4 separate regions of the Homo sapiens genome follow, and all the other regions are linked to region 2. The links are chromatin contacts, found by Hi-C or POLR2A ChIA-PET in ENCODE. All regions are on one chromosome and are shown on one strand. The core of a region is the stretch at or near the end of the contact, and the rest is flanking DNA. Distances in the headings are between cores, read along the strand shown. Region 1 holds the start of SUCNR1 (succinate receptor 1). Region 2 holds the start of SELENOT (selenoprotein T). Region 3 overlaps LINC02917 (long intergenic non-protein coding RNA 2917). Region 4 holds the start of HLTF (helicase like transcription factor).

Region 1 (5,517 bases), core at 93-2,592, 1.3 Mb after region 2:
GGTCCCTCCCGTTATTGATTCTGCAATCTTGAGAAAGTTAATTGACCTCTCTGAACCTTAGCTTTTTAATCTGCAAAATGAGAAAAATCTTAAATAATAACAACCTCAGAGGATTACTATATGCATTTGATGCATAAAGGTACTTAGTGTAATACCTGCCTGCCACATCACAAGAACTCAACAAATTATAGATATTTTTATTTCATGTAAATGCACATGTTTGTATACATAAATATTCATACATGTATAAATATATTTTACACATGTATATAAAGTGTGTAATATAGACACATATGTATGTATATATGTATGTGTATATATACATACATATATTTTGAGTTCCTGAGTTTTTAAGCTGTCAGATATTGGTGAGGAGAAATGCTTAGTTAGGAGGATGCCTGTAACAGAGCTTCTTTTTGGGCTTCTGCCTGTCATTGCTAACTCAATATTCAACTTACATAGCATTTAAATTGAATTACTGCTGCCTGCACAATTATGGGCTTTCTTAGTATAATCCCTATGCTTCACATCAAGAAGACTGAGTGTTTACTTGAATCTAAACCTAATATAATGCTTGGAAAAAGCCAGGTGTGCTTCCTGTCTGAAATGGTGGTAATGTACTTCCAGATGTTTTTCAGAGCATTGATTGGGATATATAAATTGCCATCTATTAAGGTTATTTTACTTAGCATCTCTCTCCCTAATCCCTAGCTATCTGATGTATCTTTTATGTGTTTCTTGATTTTAAGCACAGAAAATAAAATGGAAAATAACTTGAAGCTCTAGTATCTTTTTGCTAGTACACCAACATAGCATATATCCAGGTTTCCCTTTAAAATTTCAGTTTTATAGTTCCCTCAAAGTTATTGAAAACAGAGGTTTCGTTATTATATTCTCAATACAGAATTCACTAAGAAAATTAATTTTAAAAAAGAAGAAAAGCAGAGGCAACTGTATTCCCAATATAAGCAGTATTTACCACTTCTTATTGTGTAAATATGCAAATAAAATGAAAATAAGGAATGCTTCTCTGTTGCTTTGGTAGTGGATAAAATAAGTTCAACAGTGTTTTTCTAAAAATCTATTTGGTAAATGTGTTTCCTGTGAAATGAGTTACTTGTTTTTTGTCATTCAATTGCAAAACTGCATGTGAAAATAAAATAAATGTGAATGTGAAAATAAAAGCCTCACAAAAATTCCTCTGCATGAACATCTCTGACTGGGAGGTTTGACTGAATAAATTATTCCTGGGCTTTTGAATTATTAATCTTGGCTGCAGGATATGCAAATAGGATATGCAAATAGGACACTGTAATAACCATGTCCAGTGGCACAACACTGGGTCAGAAGCTATATCCAGCTGCTGGCAGAGTTCCTGTCAAGGGATCAAGTCTTCCAACAGAATGGTAAGCTACATGGCAAATTGTGCCTCTCAGTGTATAAAGTAAGGCCAGATTTCCTTCTAAAGGTGACCTGTGAGCAATTAAGGTTTTCAGTATTAAGTGTTTAAATTAATTCTTTATAAATAGATGTAAAACAGCAAAATAATTGAAAAAAAAAAGTCATTTTTATCTCTACGTTTATTTTTCAACAAATTAACTGTCTTCTTTTAGTTGTCAAATACTAATTTTATTTTATGTAAAAGGATTTATTATATTTGCTAACATCTCAACAACTTATATTTCAACAAAATAGTAATTGGATTTACCTAAATAAATATAACTACTTATGGGGAAAAATTAAAGTTCCTAAATGATTTGAAACAATCATGTATTTGATACATACACACACACACACACACACACACACACACACATATACATACATATATATATATATATATATATTTTTTTTTTTTTTTTTTTTTTTTAAGACAGAGTTTCACTCTTGTCACCCAGGCTAGAGTGTCTGAGTGCCAGAGTGACACATTTACAGCATGTGTTGGCTCACTGCAACCTCCGCCTCTGGGGTTCAAGCAATTCTCCTGCCTCAGCCTGCAGAGTAGCTAGGATTACAAGCGCCCACCACCACGCCCGGCTATTTTTTTTGGATTTTTTAGTAGAGATGGAGTTTCACCATGTTGGTCAGGTTGGTCTCAAACTCCTGACCTCAGGTGATCCACTCATCTCGGCCTCTCCAAGTGTTGGGATTCCAGGCATGAGCCACTGTGCTGGGGCATAATATTTTTATGTTTAGAAAATAATGTATTTGGGGGAATTTTCAGGCATCCTAAAAATTAAATTTAACATTTATGTGTGTAAAAATGATATTACCCAATAATTAATTTACTTAGGAAAAATGAAAAATTGCAGAAACCATTTCTATTCTACCTTCCATAACTTTTCAAAATGTGTGTGGTATTCTTAAAGAAGTTAATACACAATTTGTGCCATACTATTACTTTTTAATACCTTAATTTCTGGTGTAATGTATGGAATACATAAAAATAAAGTTACAAATGTTAAATTATTATATCTTTTCAGTGTGAATATATATTTTTGCTCAAATTATTTAGTAATCAAAAAAGTAATTTGTTAAAAAAAATTCTCATGTTACCATGTAAATTTGCCTTAAGGTAGCACTTAAAAGTAAACATTTTACAAATGTTATTTGTTTAATTGTGATGACTATAAAAACAAACAATTAAAAAGCTAAGAAACTATCACATATATATTTTAAAGTAAATTTCAAAAATGCAGATTTTCAAAAGGCTGAATATATTTAAAGTAAAAAACATTTTCAAGTTAAGTATTATTGGTCTGCTTATGTGAGTAAATTAGATATTGCTTCTAGTTCAATAATTCTAACAGTTTTAGATATATTTTTGGACTGGAAACTAAAGATTTCACTTTAATTTCTGCTCTTAAAAAATACCTATTCAAAATAATTCATCCAAATCAGTTACAATTTATTTATCACTATTTCCATTTCCTAAAAATTAAGAATATAGCCACTAGATAGCAGAAGAGAGAATATGAATTTTTCATGAGGGAATTTTCTCTTTAATTGGGAGTTTTGCTTAAAGGAGCAACTTACTTCATATGTTTATAGAATTGCGATGCCACACTAAAAACATACCCAACTATAAACATATCCAATTTGAAATATAGTATCTTCAAAATTTTGTATCCTAGTGAAGTTAAATTGGTCTGCAAATATTGCACAGCTCATATTTATAAAATCATAATCTATTAGAATTATGAACTTAGAAAAAATGAAACAAATGTATCAAAAAATTATAAAACATCATAAAAAAATCTCATTTTTATGAATAAAAATTCAGGTAAATATTAAAATGTAAAAGGGTACCCAAATATTAGGAGTGGTCTGTTTACAGACCATTTTTATTTCTTATTTTTGCCTATTTGATTTTATGAGTGTTACACCTTAACAATAATTTTACACATACATTTTTAAAAAGTTGTTTCAAAAAAATGAAGAAACAACTGTATGAGAAGAAAGACAAATATGATAATTTAGTCATTCATTTCTCTTATTTCAGCTCTACTCCTTCCCTACTACTCCTTCAATCCCCGACCTTCTGGGCTACTATAAAGCAGAATGCTCCTTGACTTTCATGTGACCCGTCACCTGCCTGAGTGATAGTTGCAGGAAATCAGGCTCTAGTTGCACAAGTCTTTGTGGCTATATTTTCCTTCCATTGCAGTCAAATCTTTCTGCTGTGCACAATACATAAGCTATTAACATTACCAGTGGTGACTAGGCAGAAAGATAAACGTTATGACCAGAAAAAAAGGAAATGCAAAAGTGAAACAAATTTCTTGTGTCAAGGAAACTTTCTATACCTTAATTTTCATTTGAATTTGTGCACCAGCTTTTTGAGTACCCACAAAATAACAAGAGCTCAGAAATAAGGCCTGAGAAGGTCCAACATTTAAAACTTGGGCAAAGAAGGATTAAGCCACAAAAGAGCATGAAAATGGAGAAAGGAGGAAAACAAGGAGATTGTTGTGTCATAGAAGATAGGAAGAGAGTGCTTCCAGAAAGTGTGGACTTAAAAGCTACTGAGAATAAATAATAATAGTAAAAACTGACCATTGAGCTAAAAAAAATAAAGTTTGTTAATATGTTAAAGCCTATTGACATTTTTGCTATATTTCTAGAAATTTAAAGTTTTTAATATTATCAAATAGATGCCAATTTTGAGAGAAAAAATGATAGGAAATTTAGATAAAAGGAGAAAGGAAATAATAAAAACTACCTGAAATCTCATCATTAGAGATAAAGCTATTAACATTTTGATGCACGTCTTTCTAGACTTCTTATGCTTATTAATTTCAGGTGTCATTTCTTAATTAAATGCTTCAGTTTTAAAATTTATCCTGGTAGATATTTAATTTTGCCTTATACAAATGTGTTTCTAAACTACAGCTACTACTACTACAATTACTAATTTTTAATACTTATCATATTATATTATATATAGTGTTGACTTTCACAGTGAAATAAGCAATGAGCTTAATCTGATGGTCTTGCTGCTTATCTGGCCTTGGAGAAAATATTTATAAAAATGCTTTGTAAATAGTCAGGTGTTCATATTCATCTCTTCACTCAACAAAGATTTATAGATCACCTACTATCTGCTGGTCACTGTGCCAGATGTGGACAATAAAAAATGAGTAAGACAAAGTTATACAAAATTCTAAGAAGTTTAGTATACAATGAAAGCATAAATGGGAGGACCTACTTTAGACTGAGGGTCAGACAGCCTACCTTGGGAAACCTACACTTGAACAGAGGCCTGAGAGAAGTATAGATATATGACAAATATGTGATGGGCCAGGAATCACAGGACAAAAACAGCAGTGAAAAGAGATTCAGATAGAGGGACTGCATGTTAAGAAGGCTCTCTGTGCATTCAAAGAGCAGGAAGAAAGGAAGATGAATTAGGAGGAGAGTAATGCCAAGCAAAATTGAAGTGGGTGCAGGGGCCAGATCATGCAGACCTTGATGTCCCCATTAAGGATTTTAGACTATATTCCTTGGATAGTGGAAAGTTAATTAAGGGTTTTGATCAAGGAAAGCTATATGATCTGATTTTGAGTTGTAGTTTTTCAAGACTGTTTAGCTATAATGGTAAAGATGAACTGATGAGGGCCAGAGAGGATGTGAGGAGACAATAGCAGAATATGACATAGAGCAAAATAGAGATAAGAGTAGCCTGGACGAGAATGATAATGAAAGCTATAGAGCAGTAATGATAGATTTGAGAAATACCCAGACATTACAGTAAACAGACTTGGTAGTTTATTCATTACTGGTGTTGAGTTTTAGATGACTTTGAGGATATTGCTTAGATTTTCGTGGTGAGCACCTGGATACATGGCAGAACCATTTACTGAAATTGGTGGATATGCTGCAGGCTTGGTAAGGAATTTGGAGAATTTGGTGTAGGATTTCTAGAGGCAGAGACATCTGAGAGAAATCAATCAATGGCAATAAACAATTATAGTTTGTAAGGCAGATACAAGCTGGGCTGGAAATCTGGGAGTTGTT
Region 2 (5,173 bases), core at 1,692-4,191:
AGCAACAGATAGAAATCGAAGCCTTAAGCCCTTTCATAATTGGCATTAATCCATTCATGAGGGTGGAGCCCTCCCATTAGGCCCCATCTCCCAACACTGTTACATTGGGCATTAAGTTTCCAACATATGCTTTTTGGGGGACATATTCAAACCATAGCATCCCTCTTGCTGCAATTAATGATAAACAAAATTTTTCAATTACTGGTGTGTTCCTGGTCTTAAAAGTCTTTGACTTGTCCTAAAAGACACATCAACCAATGACAATGTATAAATTTCATTTTGATTCTGATTTTAACAAATGAACAGTAGGAAAATAAGTAGTTATTGAGACCACAGGATATTTGAACACTGACTAATATTACGCAATTACTATTTTTTAAAGGTGAGACAATGATACTGTGTGTCAGGCCTCTGAGCAAGGCCGTACTTCCAAAGGAAGTGGAGTCTCACTGCAACAGCCATCACAAGGCATCAGATCTCACTGCTCAAGGCAACGCTTATGCTGATAAGGTAGCTAAAAAGCAGCTAGCATTCTAACTTCTATCCTTCATGGCAGTTTTTCTCCTTCTCATCTGGTCACTCCCACCTACTCCCCCACTGAAACTTCCGCCTATCAATCTCTTCCCACACAAGGCAAATGGTTCTTGGACCAAGGAAAATATCTCCTTCCAGCCTCACAGGCCCATTCTATTCTGTCGTCATTTCATAACCACTTCCATGTAGGTTACAAGCTGCTAACCCGTCTCTTAGAACCTCTCATTTCCTTTCCATCGTGGAAATCTATCCTCAAGGAAATCACTTCTCAATGTTCCATCTGCTATTCTACTACCCTGCAGGGATTGTTCAGGCCCCCTCCCTTCCCTACACATCAAGCTCGGGGATTTGCCCCGCCGAGGACTGGCAAATTGACTTTACTCACATGCTTCAAGTCAGGAAACTAAAATACCTCTTGGTTTGGGTAGACATTTCACTGGGTGGGTAGAGGCCTTTCCCACAGGGTCTAAGAAGGCCACCGCGGTCATTTCTTCCCTTCTGTCAGACATAATTCCTCAGTTTGGCCTTCCCACCTCCTCTCTTTCCTTGAAAATCACTGAAGCCTCGACTTACTCACTGCTGAAAAAGGAGGACTTTGTATATTTTTAAATGAAGAGTGTTGTTTTTACCTAAATCAATCTGGCCTGGTATATGACAACATAAAAAAACTTAAGGATAGAGATAGAGCCCAAAAACTCTCCAACCAAGCAGACAACAACGTTGAACCCCCTTGGACACTCTCTAATTGGATGTCCTGGGTACTCCCAATTCTTAGTCCTTTAATACCTATTTTTCTCCTTCTTTTATTCGGACCTTGTGTCTTTCATTTAGTTTCTCAATTCATACAAAACTGCATCCAGGCCATCTCCAATAATTCTATACGACAAATGCTCCTTCTAACAACCCCACAATATCACCCCTTACCCCCAAATCTTTCTTCAGTTGAATCTCTCCCACTGTGGGTTCCCACGCCGCCCCTAATCTCGCTCGAAGCAGCCCTGAGAAACATCGCCTATTATCTCTCCATACCACCCCCAAAAATTTTCGCTGCCCCAACACTTTACCACTATTTTGTTTTATTTTTCTTATTAATATAAGAAGACAGGAATGTCAGGCCTCTGAGCCTAAGCTAAGCCATCATATCCCCAGTGACCTGCACATATACATCCAGATGGCCTGAAGCAACTGAAGATCCACAGAAGTGAAAATAGCCTTAACTGATAACATTCCACCATTGTGATTTGTTTCTGCCCCACCCTAACTGATCAATGTACTTTGTTGATCAGTAATCTCCCCCACCCTTAAGAAGGTTCTTTGTAATTCTCCCCACCCTTGAGAATGTACTTTGTGAGATCCAACCCCTGCCCCCAAAATATTGCTCTTAACTCCACCGCCTATCCCAAAACCTATAAGAACCAATGATAATCCCACCACCCTTTGCTGACTCCCTTTTCGGACTCGGCCCGCTTGCACCCAGGTGAAATAAACAGCTGTGTTGCTCACACAAAGCCTGTTTGGTAGTCTCTTCACACGGACATGTGAAACACTGTGGTCAATTTTTTTTCTTTTTAATAATAATTCTTTTTTAGAAATATGTGCTTAAATAATTGTAAGCCAGGCATAGTTGCCTGTGCCTGTATTCCTAACCACTTGGGAAGCTGAGGCAGGACTGCTTGAGCCCAGGGGTGTGAGGCTGCAGTAAGCTATGATCACGCCACTGAACTCCAGCCTGGGTGACAGTGAGACCGTGTTTAAAAATATATATATACAGATGAAATGATATGATGTCTGAGATTTGCTTCCAAATATGCCTAGGAAGGGAAGAAGTGTTTAGAGATATAGACAAATCAAGATTGTCAAAATGTATAGTAACTGTTAAAGCTTGCTAAGGTAGTTATTCTATTTTTGGATATGTTTGGAATTGTCCAAAGGTTTCCTAAAACTTATGTTTAATATTCTTTCAGGAGAAAGCAATATTGTAAGATCAAAGAAAAGGCCATAACAGCGCACCCAAAAAATTTCAGCATTACCATTCTGAGGGTCAGGAGTCTCCTCCCTTCCATCCGCCAACACTTGAATCAGGACTATAAAGTAGGTGTTTCCAAGTCTCAGGCAGGTAAATGGATAAATTGCAAAACTGGATGCAGAACTCACATCTGCCTCATACATAGGCCCTGTGACACCCCACCAGCTCCTTTGCTCCCTTTCTGCCTTTCTCATGCCGTCCCAGAGTCTTGCACACTACCAAGATGGTGGTGAGTCAGGACAGTGAAACAGGTCGGCTCTTCACTCCAGGAGTGTGCGCGGGCGCCGGGCCGCGCAGGCGCATTACTGCTCCCCTCCCCCGACCTTGGCTGATCGCGCCTGCGCAGTGGGGAGCAGCTCGCTCCTGGGCTTTGGGCTGGCTGCAGTCTGTCTGAGGGCGGCCGAAGTGGCTGGCTCATTTAAGATGAGGCTTCTGCTGCTTCTCCTAGTGGCGGCGTCTGCGATGGTCCGGAGCGAGGCCTCGGCCAATCTGGGCGGCGTGCCCAGCAAGAGATTAAAGATGCAGTACGCCACGGGGCCGCTGCTCAAGTTCCAGATTTGGTGAGTATGTGCACTGGGCCCCGGCCACCCCGCCGCGCCTCTGCTCGGCGCCATTGGCTACGCGAGGCCCCGGCTTCGCGGCCTAAATGGCCGCATCTTCGCTGGCCTCGTAGAACTGTGCCGGCGCCCTTCCACAGCCAGCCTTCTCGCGGCCCCTTAGCGCGGTCAGGCCGCCCTCCTTTTCCAGGTATAACTGCTCACTTGTTTTTTGCCTCCTAGAACAGTGGGAATGGGGAAGGAGGGCGCGAGAAGGTTAAACGCTGAAAGGCGAAGACTGGGGGACACCTGTTAGTACGGAGGACTGGTTGGCGGCGTCACGCCATAGCCACCCCGGCTGCCTGCGGAGATGGGGATGAGTAGGCGCCGCGTCGGCGGAGGAGCGCCAACCGTTTGTCAGTTCACTTTTTCTGCCCTCTTTTCCGGGGTAATGCCGGGCGGCTTCGCTGCCTGGCTAGATGAAGGTTAATTCGGGTCATTGGAGAGGATCCGGGAGTGACAGACGCCGTTTTTCTCCTGAACTTGCTGGGGGGACTGTTGAGTTTGCGAATGGGGCGTCTGACAGCTGGAGGGGGTGGAAGGAAGGTCTGGGGATGCTGGTTCTGTTTGCCATTTCCAAAGTGTCAGAAAAGGAGCACGTTGTTCTTCTAAACATTGACAGTTCGCTCGCATTCCCTCCTCACCTGCCTCCCAGGAGTTGCCTGCTCTGGCATCTCTTTCTACCTTTCAGTTGTCTTGTGTATCCAGCAGATCTCGGCAGTTTTCGACAGTGTTCTTTAAATGATTTTGTTTTTAACCTAATCGTTAGAAGCAGGGCAATGATGCATTTTATACGGTAAGTGGGGTTGCGGGTGGGGATTGAAAGGCTCTGAAGATGGGGGAAAAAACACCAAAATTGTAAAATTATAGAAATGAGAATCTTACACCTCCAAAGATGACATTTTCTCAGGATAAACCGACCATCCCAGAATAGCCAGATTAGTAAATCATCAGAGTCCGGATACATTGGAATGTTGGTGTTGGACATCATTCATTTAAAACCTTCTTTTAAGAACTTCATGTATTAGTATATTAAAGTTTTGATTTTCTACTTCTCCAACTAGCTTTTTACTTACTCACTGAAGACCAAGCAAACCTTTAAAATAATTTTTAAAAATCGGCTTAAGGTGATGTTTGAGTTAGAAAATAAGATGGTGAGACTTTATTTTTTTGAGTGAAAACTAAAACATTGCAATTTCTCCTGATTAAAAACAAACAAGGCCGGGCTCGCTGGCTCACGCCTGTAATCCCAGCACTTTGGAGGCCGAGGCTAGCGGATCACCTGAGGTCGGGAGTTCGAGACCAGCCTGACCAACATGGAGAAACCCCCATCTCTACTAAAAATACAAAAATTAGCCTGGCGTGGTGGCGCATGCCTGTAATCCCAACTACTTGGGAGGCTGAGGCAGGAGAATCGCTTGAACCCGGGAAGCGGAGGTTGCGGTGAGCCGAGAACGCGCCATTGCACTCCAGCCTGGGCAACAAGAGCGAAACTCCGTCTCAAAAAAAAAAAAAAAAACCTCCCTGTACAATGTACTATGTTTCTGGAATATATCATCTTTCATGTAATACTGCAAATGGGAGAATGGTTTATCCATTAACTTTTTTCCTTAATTTTTAAATTAGAAGGTGGTAATCATCTTACTAACCTAAAGATTGTTAAGGGTTGTGATACTTACGGATTTAAGTGTTAAAAAATTGCAGTTTTCAAATTATTTAATTTTTCTGTATCCTACTTTTATCTCTTGGTTGTATTTTTGCTTTTCCAAAATACCCCTTTTACGTTTGCTTTTTTTGGAACACTTGTCACAATAATTTACCAGGTGTATCTTCCACCAAGGCTATTCATAGCAAGGTTTTCAAAATGTGTAAACAAACGTAGGGAAGGGCATTCAGTCCTTCAAATTAAACTTAAAAAAAAAGTAGTAAGTACTTCAGTTAAACTTTTGATACTTTGTTTTTCTTTGTTTTTAAGTACAGACCTGTCCCAAAAGTCTAATAATTTTCTTTTACAGTC
Region 3 (5,881 bases), core at 106-2,605, 1.6 Mb after region 2:
AAGATTGTTGAAACTCAACGATTACAGCACATGCTTTAAAACTCAAGGGTTTCTATTGCTGGGTTTGTGACTCAGATGTCATTCCTAATAGGGTTATTTTGTGTTGCTGCTCAGTTTTAAACTCTTACTACTTAATCTCTGAAGATGAATAATAGTCTACTTCAGATCCTTCATCCATTTTGAGACTTTCTTTCAAACAAACTACACAAATGATAAATCAAACTAATGTATATTAGCAATCATTTATGATTTCAACATGCATCCTATAACTGTACTGAGTGGTGATGATGAAAATAATAAGAAAATATACCTGTCACAAGACAAAATTACCACAAATTTAATTAAGATCTTAATTAGCTTTTACTTGTGATTCTAGCATCAGGCAACACGTTGTTTTATAAAATAGAATGGATGTTTTGATGAGCCAAGCAGAGAAATTTGGCTTTATAGACAGAAAAGGGCTGAAGAAAGAAGAAACAGAACAACAACAAAAAAAATGGATTGGTTGCTTCAAAGTTAAAGGTTAAAGTGAAGGGGACTTCCTTGTCATGCCCACTGAAACTGGCCTGTTTGGGGATTTGAATATTATCTCTCTCTCTCCTGATTGCTTGGAAGGTTAGATAAACAACTTGGTTTCAGCTTGGTAGTATGGAGCTTTAACGTGAATAATTCCATTTTGGTTTGGTCTCTTGGGCCTAGTACAGGAGCTCAGTTCAAACCAACGGCCTCCCGTAAATTGTATTTGACAAGCCCCAAAAATAACTTTTAGTGCTCTATCCTCTACTTTGATAATTATTCAGAAGAATATTCAATGCATGAACCTAACTATGTAAAGCAGCAGGCATACAAAAATATTTTTTTCTCATGCCAAGCATATTATAGACACTATTCCTGAGATTTGAAAAAAGAAACATGTGTGCCACAGGTAATGTAAACAATATTCCTAGATATTTTTTGTTATCTCATGGTGGAAAAAAAATTGGCTTTGCTGCAAGCTGATTAGGAGATGAAGAATAAATATTATTTTGCAAAGAAATTCTGTTTATCTATCATAGTAATTGCATCACATTCACTTCTTTTTGTATTAAACTTTTGTTCCTTATATTAAAAAATCTCTTGGCAAAATGTTCCTAACTTTTCCCTTGCTTCCACATAAATAATTGAGACACAGAAGGTATATGGTCTGACTGACTTTAGGAAAAATATCTACCCTTAATAAATGAGAAAATTCATTGAAACGGCTCCTCACATTGAGTAGGATGAGTAAGCAGTCAACAAACACATTTTAGCTAGTGCTAGCATCAGTGAGGGCACCATCAAGCTTTGGACAAGGTAACACAATTTAGATTCTGACTGCCTGGCCCACAGTTTCCCATGTCTTGAAGAAGCAAATAGGACTTTCAATCAGTAATGTTAACAGCTTCTTTGACTTAGAAAAAAAAAAACTGTGGAAGAGAATATCAAGTGAAACAAAGCAACATTTATAAATGTGAATCTAAAGAAAGTTTTGCTCTCTTTTATTTCCTATTGTTTTACAAGCATATTTGCTTTATTTCACATTGACTAGTCATGTTAAAAATTGAAGAAGCTCATCACTTTGTGTTTATGTTGATGTTAGAAAAAGACAAGACAAAAACTCTGTTCCATAAGCCAAAAAGTTGCTGATATCAAATATGCCTGTGTAATATAGGCATCCCCCTTAATATCACCTTAAACATTTATGTACCGTTTAAATCTCTGTTACCTTGAGAACTTGGTTTTGGGGGTTTTCTGTTTTGGTTGGTTGGTTTTGATTGTTTTGGTTGAGTTTTTGTTTTTATTTTTTAATCTGTAAAATGAGTCACAGCTTCCTGACAGAAGAGAAGGAAAGACTAATGTGTTAATATTTTAAAAGAACACTCAGGTAAGTACTCTGCTTACCTCCCTGTAAGTCTTATGGGTATTGTAAACAGCAAATGGATTAAGAAGACTAGAAAGGCATAAACACATGCTTTGCATGTGATTTTATAAGATTATTGCAAAAATGAACTCTCCGTACACAGGCTAATCGGAGACATTACAGGGTTGCTGAAAATGCTCTGAAGAAAGCAATCATGTCACATGGTGCAGTAAACAAATGCTGGAGTTGTGGAGTTTTGGGGGTTGGGTTATTGTCAAGAAAGCAGAGTGCTGGCTGGCATTGATGTAACTGTAATTATTTATAATAGAGCTTCTCAAAAATTAGCTAGTATTCCTGGATGATAAAACATAAGACTGTTGGGCCCTATGTACAAAGTTTCTGATTCACTAGGTATGGGTTAGGTCCTAGAATTTCTAATACGTCTCTAAGTGATGCTGGTGTTTATCTAAGTGATGCTAGTGTTCCTGATGAGACCATTGAAAGAGGAGTTTAAACTAAATTAAGAGCAGGTAAGGAATGTAAATATGAGAAGCTGTCACAGTAGAATGTAGTGAAACTTTGACAAGAGAGAAGTATGCCCCTGCCTAAAGTATTCAAGTTGAAAATAAAATAGTAATACCAACAACAATTATAATAAACGCAGTTTTAAGCAAAATTAAAGGATATGAGCCTGATTCATCCTGTCTGCTTCTTGAATTTCAAGATTTCTTAGGGTCCTTCTCTAAATTTTTATATACTCCAAGTACAAACTTGATTATGACTTTATTGAATTTGGTCTCTATATTTTCATAGCGGAAAACTGAGGCTCATGGAGAAAATTAGAAAATTTAGTGAGAAAGCCACAGTGAAAAATCTCAAAAAGAGGGACTTTTCAAAAATAATTACAGACACCTAGGAATTTAAGAGGTAGGCTGCCACTTGCTGCAGGAAGCTCAGGAGAAACTGATAAAAGTCCTGGACAACAAGTATTAATAGCTTGTTGTAAAAGTATCCAAGGGCTGGCACTTAAGGAAAAGAAAGCCAATATTTATTGGAGGTCTATGATATGCTGTAATTTCTTCTAGGCATCTTTTAAATGTTTTTCTCATTTATCTTCACAATTATTCTATAAGATGGTATTGTTAGTACATTTTACAGATAGGAATCTAAAACTCAGAAACATTAAGAAGCTTGCCTGATGTCACATATCTAGTAAATGTGAGATCTGGGAGCTGAACAGAGGCCTGTCTTTCTCCAGTGACCATTTGGTTTTTGTTATATCACTGGCTTCTGCTCAGCCGCAAAATTGAGAACATGAGAGAACTGTTTCTACATGAAACCCCTCCCTAAGTCTACTTTTCTATCTGAAAAAAGAAATTAGCAAATTCTTTTCAGATAGTCAAATAACAGAACCATTATCATCCTGGAAGACAGACAGTACTTTTAATTATTTTATCAAAATACTCCGGAGAAAGGAAAGTAAAATGCAAAGAGCATAAGTTTTAGCAGCCAACTAAGCTAAATTTAAATCATGGTTTCATTACTTCTTGTCAGTCTGCTTTTCTCAGTAACATACCAGGGTGAGGTAAATTATATCTAAGTAATATGAGAATAAACAGACCTATATGACCCAACTTAAATTTAACTGATATAAATAAAATGTTCAAGCATAATCGCTGCCATATTACAGATGTTATAGAAATATTATTTCCTTCTACCTTTGTCTAAGTTAATATGATAAGCCAAAACACTCAGAAAATGCTCTTACTACTTGTTAGCAACTCACTTTTGTTTTTCTCAGCAGTCCCTTATCTGAACTCTTTTACTTTTGTTTCCTGTTCCATTGGTCTCTTCTGCTTTGCAATGCTTCTAATGCTTCTAATCTTTTACTGAGCAAAAATGCCTTTGTCTCATACTCTCTTATAAAATACATATTAGCCCAGATCCTAACATTCTCTAAAGAAAAGATGCTACTGAATGCAATGTTTAAGTAGCCTGAAATTGCACCTGCATTATCATATTTCATACTTTCATATTTTTGTTTATATTTCTTTGAAATTAGTTTTAGTCTTTCCTGTGTATAAGAATAAATATGCTCATTGTAGGAAATACTAAAAATGCAGAATTTTTGTAAAGTCCTCCAAAATTCTGCAACTCAGAAAAACCTCCACATTGTTAGTATTCTCAAAAAAAATTTTTTTTTTGCAGGCTTCCTTTCACTGGCTTCCTTTCACTGTGTGTGTGTGTGTGTGTGTGTGTGTGTGTGTGTGATCATAATTGGCTTCTAAATGGGTTATTTCACTTGAAATAATACCATATTCTTTTTCTTTTGTCATTAGAAAATAATTTAATAACATAGTTTTTAATGGCTGCATAATAGTTCATCATATAGCTATCCCTGCTTTATTTGTTTATAATCTCTCCTGGGAAAAGCACTGCAATACAAATATCTATTTAAATTGCCATTGCTTGAAAAATAGAACTAATGAGAAAAGACACAATTACAATGCATATTCAGTCTCATAATTACAGAGTTTGTACAGCTGTGGCTTTGGCAACAGAAGAATTAATTAAAATATCAAAAATTCACTATCATTCACTAAGTGACTCATGAATAGTTTTACAAGTTTATATTGTATATTGTTCTTATGAAAATGTTCATTGATATACCATTTTGTTATTGTTAGGAAGGAAATAATTTTCTATAAATATTTGTTGAGTAAACAGAAATAAAAAAGACTTTTGTATCTTTATATTCCTATGGTACTAAAAATATTTTCCAAGAAGGGAAATACCATTTCCTAACATTACACAAAATACATATGATAGATGGACAGAGGTTTATATAGTCATTGAAAGAATATTTCAGATTTTAAATTTTAATTACTTTGTTCATATTCAAATTCCTCTATCAATTCTTTATTCACAGCTGCTATGTGAATCCAAGCAAATTTTTCATCTAGAGACCCTCTCTTGCAAAATCTTTAAAGACAGTTGAACTAAACAATTCTTATGTCCATGTCAGCCCTAAAATCCTACATTTCTGTGTTCTAACAGGTTAATTAATATGGTTTCTAAATCAAAGCATAATAAAATTATATTAGGTACCTTGTTTTTGAGGATGAAAGAGAATATGCTCAAAAAGCTTTATTAATATTTTTCAGGTATACTGCTATATGTCAGCTAAAACTTTGGAAATTAAATAATTACATAAAGTATTATGACTATAACTGCTGATTATATAGAACACATGTAGGCACAAAACATGCATCTAAAAAAGATCTTGCTTACTTAAAAAAAAATCCTGTTTTTAGAGCACTATTTGTTTTGATAAGATAAACCATTTGTGTAAGGCACAATGAATGGCAAAATTCTTTTATCTTATCAAATAGAGGGTTACATAGGAAAGGATGCATTCTCCAGAATTTTGATAGTGTAAAATATTTAATACTGTAAGAGTTCTTAGTGGATCAGTAAAGACATACCATGAAAAGTTATTTTTGAGGAGTACTTAAGCAGTTACAGTGTTATCATATGAAGGCAAATTATAATATTCCTTCTTACTAGCCAGGCCTCCATGTACTTTTTGATCTTTTCCCTAAATGCATTTCATATTCCTTGGTTATATCTGAAGAAAGCCAATACCTTTAGTCCAAACATAGGAGAAAAGTAATCGGGGCTTTCACTGCAATCCAGTAGATGAATACATTATTTATTGATAACCTTTGTTATGTGTACACAGCTGGGGATGGAGGTGTGGTCAAAGTGTGGTAGAGATCACCAGAGGACACTTCAGACACCACTAGGACTGGTATGGCTTTCTCCTCTTCACTCCTGTTTTAAAGATTGCTCAGACTTTTTCAAGAAATGTGTAGAAATATGTTTGAGGCTCAGCATGCTTCTCTTATTTTGCTGATGAAGAGTCTCTGGCATTAGCCAGACTTCTTGGAATAGTAATATTTTTTAATAGCAAACTAACATGTCCTCTAACAAAAACCTTCC
Region 4 (5,497 bases), core at 916-3,415, 1.5 Mb before region 2:
CCACAAAACGATCTCCTTTTTGCAACAAATCGATGACATGAACAAGGCGCTGGGGTGTGGGGGTGGGGTGCTACCCATAATAACCAAACATAACGCACTGAGGCCAAGCATATTGGCTCATTCCTGTAATCCCAACACTCTGGGAGGCTGAGGTGGGAGGGTCACTTAAGGTATTTGTTATTTTTTGCGTACAAATATTTAACTAACTTAAAGTAAAATAAAGATTAACCGCACACATCACCTGCGAATTCTCTTATTTTCTAGGTTAACGCCAGAAATATAATCAAAATTTAATTATCTACTATTATACTCACTACTCCCGTGTAATAGCGTAGTCCAACCACATGACCTCTCAAACTTCCAAATAAAACGGAATCTACTTCTTCATCACTAGTTAGAAAGTCATCTGGAGGGATAACATCTTGGAATTCAAAACGTGGAAAGAAAGTTGGATATGAGAGGCGTGGAAAATTTCCATGAACTCCATACTGGACAGTCTGCAAGTACTTCCAAACTGGATCCCTATTTTTTTTTAAAGGCAAAGAAAAACAATATAATATTTAAGTATTTCCAAAGACCATATGAGTAGTTTTCTCATGCTTTACTTCAGCAAATGAAATCTTACATGGGAATCACGGTAAAGATTAATAGTTACTCTCGTTAAAGCAGGAATTGCAGTGAGTGGAGAAGGCTTCTAGGAACTCTACCTGTTTTCAATATTGGCTCTTCTACCTGCCCCCTAGGTATTCAAAATGAAAAGCCTAGTCAGAGTTCACTAACCTCTTTCCCAGTGAAAATCATCTAAATTGATATGTATATGATGTCTGTAACTACAATTATGGGCCGGATGCGGTGGCTCACGCCTGGAATCCCAGCACTTTGGGAGGCAGAGGCAGGTGGATCACCTGAGGTCAGGAATTTGAGACCAACCTGGCCAACATTGTGAAACCCTGTCTACTACAAATACAAAAATTAGCCAGGCGTGGTGGCGCCCATATGTAATCCCAGCTACTCGGGAGGCTGAGGCAGGAGAATCACTTGAACCCGGGAGGCGTAGGTTGCAGCGAGCCGAGATTGTGCCACTGCACTCCAGCCTGGACGACAGAGCGAGACTCCATGTCAAAAAAATAATTTAAAAAATGAAATCATATGCCAAAATTTCAATAGGGATTGAGCTATATAAAAGACTTATAAAAATACAACTATTAATGTACCAGAAGTTGTTTATAATTTTCCAGAAAATACATCCAGCATCCATCACTGTAACTCCCTGCGAGCAGAACACCTATTCTGGTATCCAAACCACGCCACCGTGGGAAATTGGCCCCAAGCCACCCGTACCCGCCTTCCGTCGCCGGTTTAAGCATAACCCCAAACCCATTAGGTGTAACTGTTTCGGGAATGACCATAAATACCAATTTGGACAATGAAAAGTGAAGGGGAGTCTACTGGAGCATTGCAAAAAGTTTCCATTCTCCTAAGAACAGTCGCTTATTTGCGATGCGTTTTCCTTGCAAGTGGCGCATATCTCTACTAGCGCCTCTGCAAATACTTATCTGCACGTCTGTGCATACAGATAAGCTGTGAGCCACTTGGGGACAAGGACTGTCTTACTCGGCCCTCCACCGAGCACAATGCCTGGCGCACAGTGGGTATCTAATGGATGTTTTGTTAAATAAAGCACTGGCCGAGATGCTTTAAGCCCCAGGCCCCCCACAGTCGGTGACAGAGATTTCCCAAGTCCCTAACACGGGACTCGCCCTAGGAGCCCCTACTCGCCAGCGAAGACAATGCATTTATTTCTCCGGCGGCCACATATGCGACCAACAGAACGAATACAGCTGCACAAATCGCCCAGGGAACGCAGAGGAACGCGGGGAAGGTCAGGTTCATTTGGGGACGCCTCCAGGCCGTTAGACCGAGCGCCCCACCCCCTCCGCCCCCTTCACCTCTTGAACATCCAGGACATGGCGCTGAGTGGGATGACAAGAGGAGCGCCTCGGCTCCCCTGGATCGTTTTCGAGCCGCCTCGATACGCCTCCTTCCAGGCCCCGCAGCCCTGAAGCCGGGGACAAATTCCGAGCGCCGGATCAGGAGCGCACGACTGAAAGGTAAGTCGCCGCGAGTCCAGTCAGACGTCGACGCCGTCTCCTTCTGCAACAATCTGGGAGACCAGCGTCGCTCTGTGACTGGCACTAGGAAAGCCCAATCACGAAGAGGAGAGTGCGGAGCCAAACCAGTCAGAGCACAGAAGGGAGGGCAACTCCGCCCCGCTGCCATTCAAAGACGGCGGGGGGTCCGGGCTGCAAGGGTGGTTCCATCCGGGTTCTTCCCCGCCCCCAAGGCGGGCGCGCGGGAAAGCCACGAGGCCCCAGGAGTGCGACTGCGGTGCCTGCGGTGCCGGTGTTTTGTTTGATTCCCTGCCTCAAACGGAGGGAAACGACCTTCCTTTATCCTACGAGTCCTAAGACTGAACCCCATTCTAAAGGCTCTACCGTATCCTTCCTCTTATTTTCTTCTCATCTAATGTGGCACATAATAGGGCCTTATACTAAAGGAGCTCCACGGTTTACGAGACCTAGAGCTACCGGCGAGATACTTTACTTCATTCCCTGTGGTGAACCGTGGGGACTTTCGCTCCAAATTTTCATGTTAAGCCTCAGCGTATGCATGAGACACAACGAGTTTGGAAAATCTTAAATGGAACTTAGAGTCCCCTCCCCACCTCTTTTTGTTATTTTTAAGGAAAATTTTCCTTTCTTGGTGCAGGAAACCCATCACATGTTTATTACAGCTATGGGGGCGTTTGCCTGAAATGGTGGACGGGACCATTTTCCCCGTGGGCACTTGGCTGCTCCAGCCAAGAGGGGGAGGCCCTTGTTTTCCTCAAGGAACTGCAGAGGGGCGCTCTGAGGCCCTCCATGGCTCTCTTTCCAGAGTCTGAGGTGACCGGAAGGAGAATGCGGCCCTGGGACCGTCAACCTTGGACCAGCTGCAGCCGACGCCTGGCAGGGCTGGTCGCTTTGCGTTGAGGAGGCTGCTGTCCCCGAAGCTGGCCTTTTAATCGCACAGGGCAGGAAGCTGGTGGTGGCGCCCAGCTGCACAGGCGGCACCATGTAACTGCCAGATAATACTTGCGCGTCACAGAGAGGTCCATGTTACACGCCTGTCAGCACAATAATATTAGGTGGTCAGCTTTTCTTTTTTCTTTTTTTTGTTTTTTTTTCTTTTTTATTGAGATGGAGTCTTGCTCTGTCCCCCAGGCTGGAGTGCAATGGGGGTGATCTTGGCTCACTGCAACCTCCGCCTCCCGGATTCAAGCGATTCTCCTGCCTCAGCCTCCGGAGTAGCCGGGATTGCAGGAGCCCGCCACCACGCCCAGCTAATTTTTGTATTTTTAGTAGAGACGGGGTTTCACCATATTGGCCAGGCTGGTCTTGAACTCCTGACCTCAGGTGATCCGCCCGCCTCGGCCTCCCAGAGTGCTGGGATTACAGGCATGAGCCACCGTGCCAGGCCGGTAGTCAGCTTTTCAAGACACATTTGTTCATTATCGTAAATAAACTGTAGTGATCTCTAATCATGAACCATGGATGAGCAATAGAATTTGAAACAATGTATTATTTCATTTGACCAAAGTTGATGAGGAAGATAAAGACAATGGCATTTCAAATTATTTTAATTGTTGTATGTTCTTCTTGAAGTGTGTTGAGGCAAATGGCAATACAGTTCAGCTTTTAGTATGCCAGATTTTAAATAAATTCTTGGAAAATATGCCAGAAATTGCTCAAATTGATGTTTTGTAAGAGTAAGAAAGTCATGCTCACTAGACAAAGAAAAAATTCCAAATATGAGAACATAGCTCTTTCAGACTTAAGACTGGCCAGGCGCAATGGCTCACACCTATAATCCCAGCACTTTGGGAGGCCGAGTTGGGTGGATCACCTGAGGTCAGGAGTTCGAGACCAGCCTGGCCAACATGGTGAAAGCCTGACTCTACTAAGAAAATACAAAAATTAAGCAGACGTGGTGGCACGCACCTGTAGTCCTAGCTACTTGGGAGGCTGAGGCAGGAGAATCGCTTGAACCAGGGAGACATGGGTTGCAGTGAGCCGAGATCAAGCCACTGCACTCCAGCCTGAGCAACAGAGCGAGACTCCATCTCAAAAAAATAAAAAGACTTAAGATCTATGAATAATGACTGTCCCATGGTTAAAGAATGTGCTTTGAATGAACTAAAATTTGCTATTTAAAGGAATGGTATGGAAAGGAAAGGAATCCAAAATTTCTCCATCCAGCCACTTCCCAGTCACAAACACACTTCTCATCTGCACCCCCAGCCACACACACACACATGCCCGCGCGCGCGCACACACACACACACACACACACACACACAGAACCTTTATGCAAATTAATCATGTCATGTCACTCCCCTGTTTGATTCAGTGAGCCTGAAATCCAAGAATGGCATATGTGGCTCTTCCTCCCACAGTATGTTTTCTCTATGTTATCAATATTTCACATCCCAGAACCAGGAGTAAAACATTCTTTCCCTTAATCATTCTTTGTTTTATATTTAAAGATCAAGTACAATTTGTACTAGTTTGATTAAAATGTTACAGCAATTACAATTTCAAAACTATTATACTAAATAATGTTTTCTGAAAAATTAACTTTTTTGGTTTTTTCTTGATTTATTCTGATAACAGCATCACAAGTAGATATGAAAAATGAACACTTGTAACTGGAAAATGAACTGTAGGGTGGCTTGTGGGGTTTGGCTGGTGAGTAAGAAGGAAAGTGGCACTAAAAGGACGGTGGGGAAGATAAGGGCCAGGTTACATAGGAACTTAAGAGTCTCCAGTAAAATTTGTGTTTTAACTGCAATGGAAAGCCATTGAATGTTTCGAGCAGGAGGATAACGACTTGATTTAGGCTTTTAAAAATGCTGGCAGCTCTGTGGAGAATTACAGGAAACAAGGATAGAAGCAACTGATAGAAAATTATTGTGTTCAGATAAGAGATGGTGGTGGCTTGGAAAGGGAAGGTGATGAAGCCAAGAGAACCAAAATGTTCACTGATAAATTTAGGTAGGAATGGTATGGAAAGGAAAGGAATCCAAAATTTCTCCAGCCAGCCACTTCCCAGTCACAAACACACTTCTCATCTGCACCCCTAGCCACACACACACATGCCCGTGCACACACACACACACACACACACACAGAACCTTTATGCAAATTAATCATGTCATGTCACTCCCGTTTGATTCAGTGAGCCTGAAATCCAAGAATGGCATATGTGGCTCTTCCTCCCACAGTAGCTTCATTTCTCGGGTCACTTCCCAACCCACCCTGCCTATAATGGCCTTCACTAATTTCTCTAAAAACCATGGACCTGGCAAAATTAATAACAAATCACTTCTTAGTATCTTCTAATAACTAGTTCATAATCAAATGTTCACAATTGTCTCAAAAAAAAAATTTTTTTTTTT

What was found. A loop is a pair of places that touch in the nucleus more often than their neighbours do. ChIA-PET counts read pairs that join two places held with the same protein, here RNA polymerase II (POLR2A). Pooled maps may share reads with other maps.
Region 1: a loop to region 2 is called in a map with no recorded cell type, with 7 times the contacts of the local background. The contact joins the promoter of SUCNR1 here to the promoter of SELENOT in region 2. A Hi-C loop is called at or near these places in 3 of 37 single-sample maps with no recorded cell type and 2 of 50 pooled maps.
Region 3: a loop to region 2 is called in a map of naive thymus-derived CD4-positive, alpha-beta T cell, with 9 times the contacts of the local background. The contact joins the enhancer-like site here to the promoter of SELENOT in region 2. A Hi-C loop is called at or near these places in 1 of 168 maps with a recorded cell type or tissue (naive thymus-derived CD4-positive, alpha-beta T cell), 1 of 37 single-sample maps with no recorded cell type and 8 of 50 pooled maps. POLR2A ChIA-PET finds 5 or more read pairs at or near these places in 2 of 52 experiments (CD4-positive, alpha-beta memory T cell and activated B cell).
Region 4: a loop to region 2 is called in a map of naive thymus-derived CD4-positive, alpha-beta T cell, with 31 times the contacts of the local background. The contact joins the promoter of HLTF here to the promoter of SELENOT in region 2. A Hi-C loop is called at or near these places in 1 of 168 maps with a recorded cell type or tissue (naive thymus-derived CD4-positive, alpha-beta T cell) and 7 of 50 pooled maps. POLR2A ChIA-PET finds 5 or more read pairs at or near these places in 1 of 52 experiments (GM10248).

The regions. Positions count from the first base shown.
Region 1 is chr3:151,872,301-151,877,817 of GRCh38, forward strand. It overlaps SUCNR1 (succinate receptor 1), which reads left to right and starts at 1,343. Exons shown (of 3, transcript NM_033050.6): 1 at 1,343-1,406. The region is part of intron 1 of AADACL2-AS1 (AADACL2 antisense RNA 1); the gene reads right to left.
Region 2 is chr3:150,600,380-150,605,552 of GRCh38, forward strand. It overlaps SELENOT (selenoprotein T), which reads left to right and starts at 2,942. Exons shown (of 6, transcript NM_016275.5): 1 at 2,942-3,120. The coding sequence starts at 2,984. LOC124900547 (a long non-coding RNA gene) reads right to left here and starts at 2,804. Exons shown (of 2, transcript XR_007096128.1): 1 at 2,565-2,804. RefSeq lists enhancers at 2,731-2,810, 2,931-3,080, 3,053-3,826, 3,101-3,400.
Region 3 is chr3:152,197,537-152,203,417 of GRCh38, forward strand. The region is part of intron 1 of LINC02917 (long intergenic non-protein coding RNA 2917); the gene reads right to left. All of the region lies in intron 1 of LOC101928166 (a long non-coding RNA gene), which reads right to left. Among named protein-coding and RNA genes, the nearest start is that of LINC02917, 5.0 kb to the right of the region's middle. RefSeq lists a silencer at 5,444-5,738. Within about 2 kb of position 1,356, at least 7 of the 41 ENCODE cell types and tissues checked have a DNase peak (open chromatin) inside an H3K27ac peak, as active enhancers do.
Region 4 is chr3:149,084,368-149,089,864 of GRCh38, forward strand. HLTF (helicase like transcription factor) reads right to left here and starts at 2,166. Exons shown (of 25, transcript NM_003071.4): 1 at 1,950-2,166; 2 at 315-522. The coding sequence starts at 1,969. HLTF-AS1 (HLTF antisense RNA 1) reads left to right here and starts at 1,965. Exons shown (of 3, transcript NR_046648.1): 1 at 1,965-2,111. RefSeq lists enhancers at 1,493-2,010, 1,916-2,125, 2,011-2,528.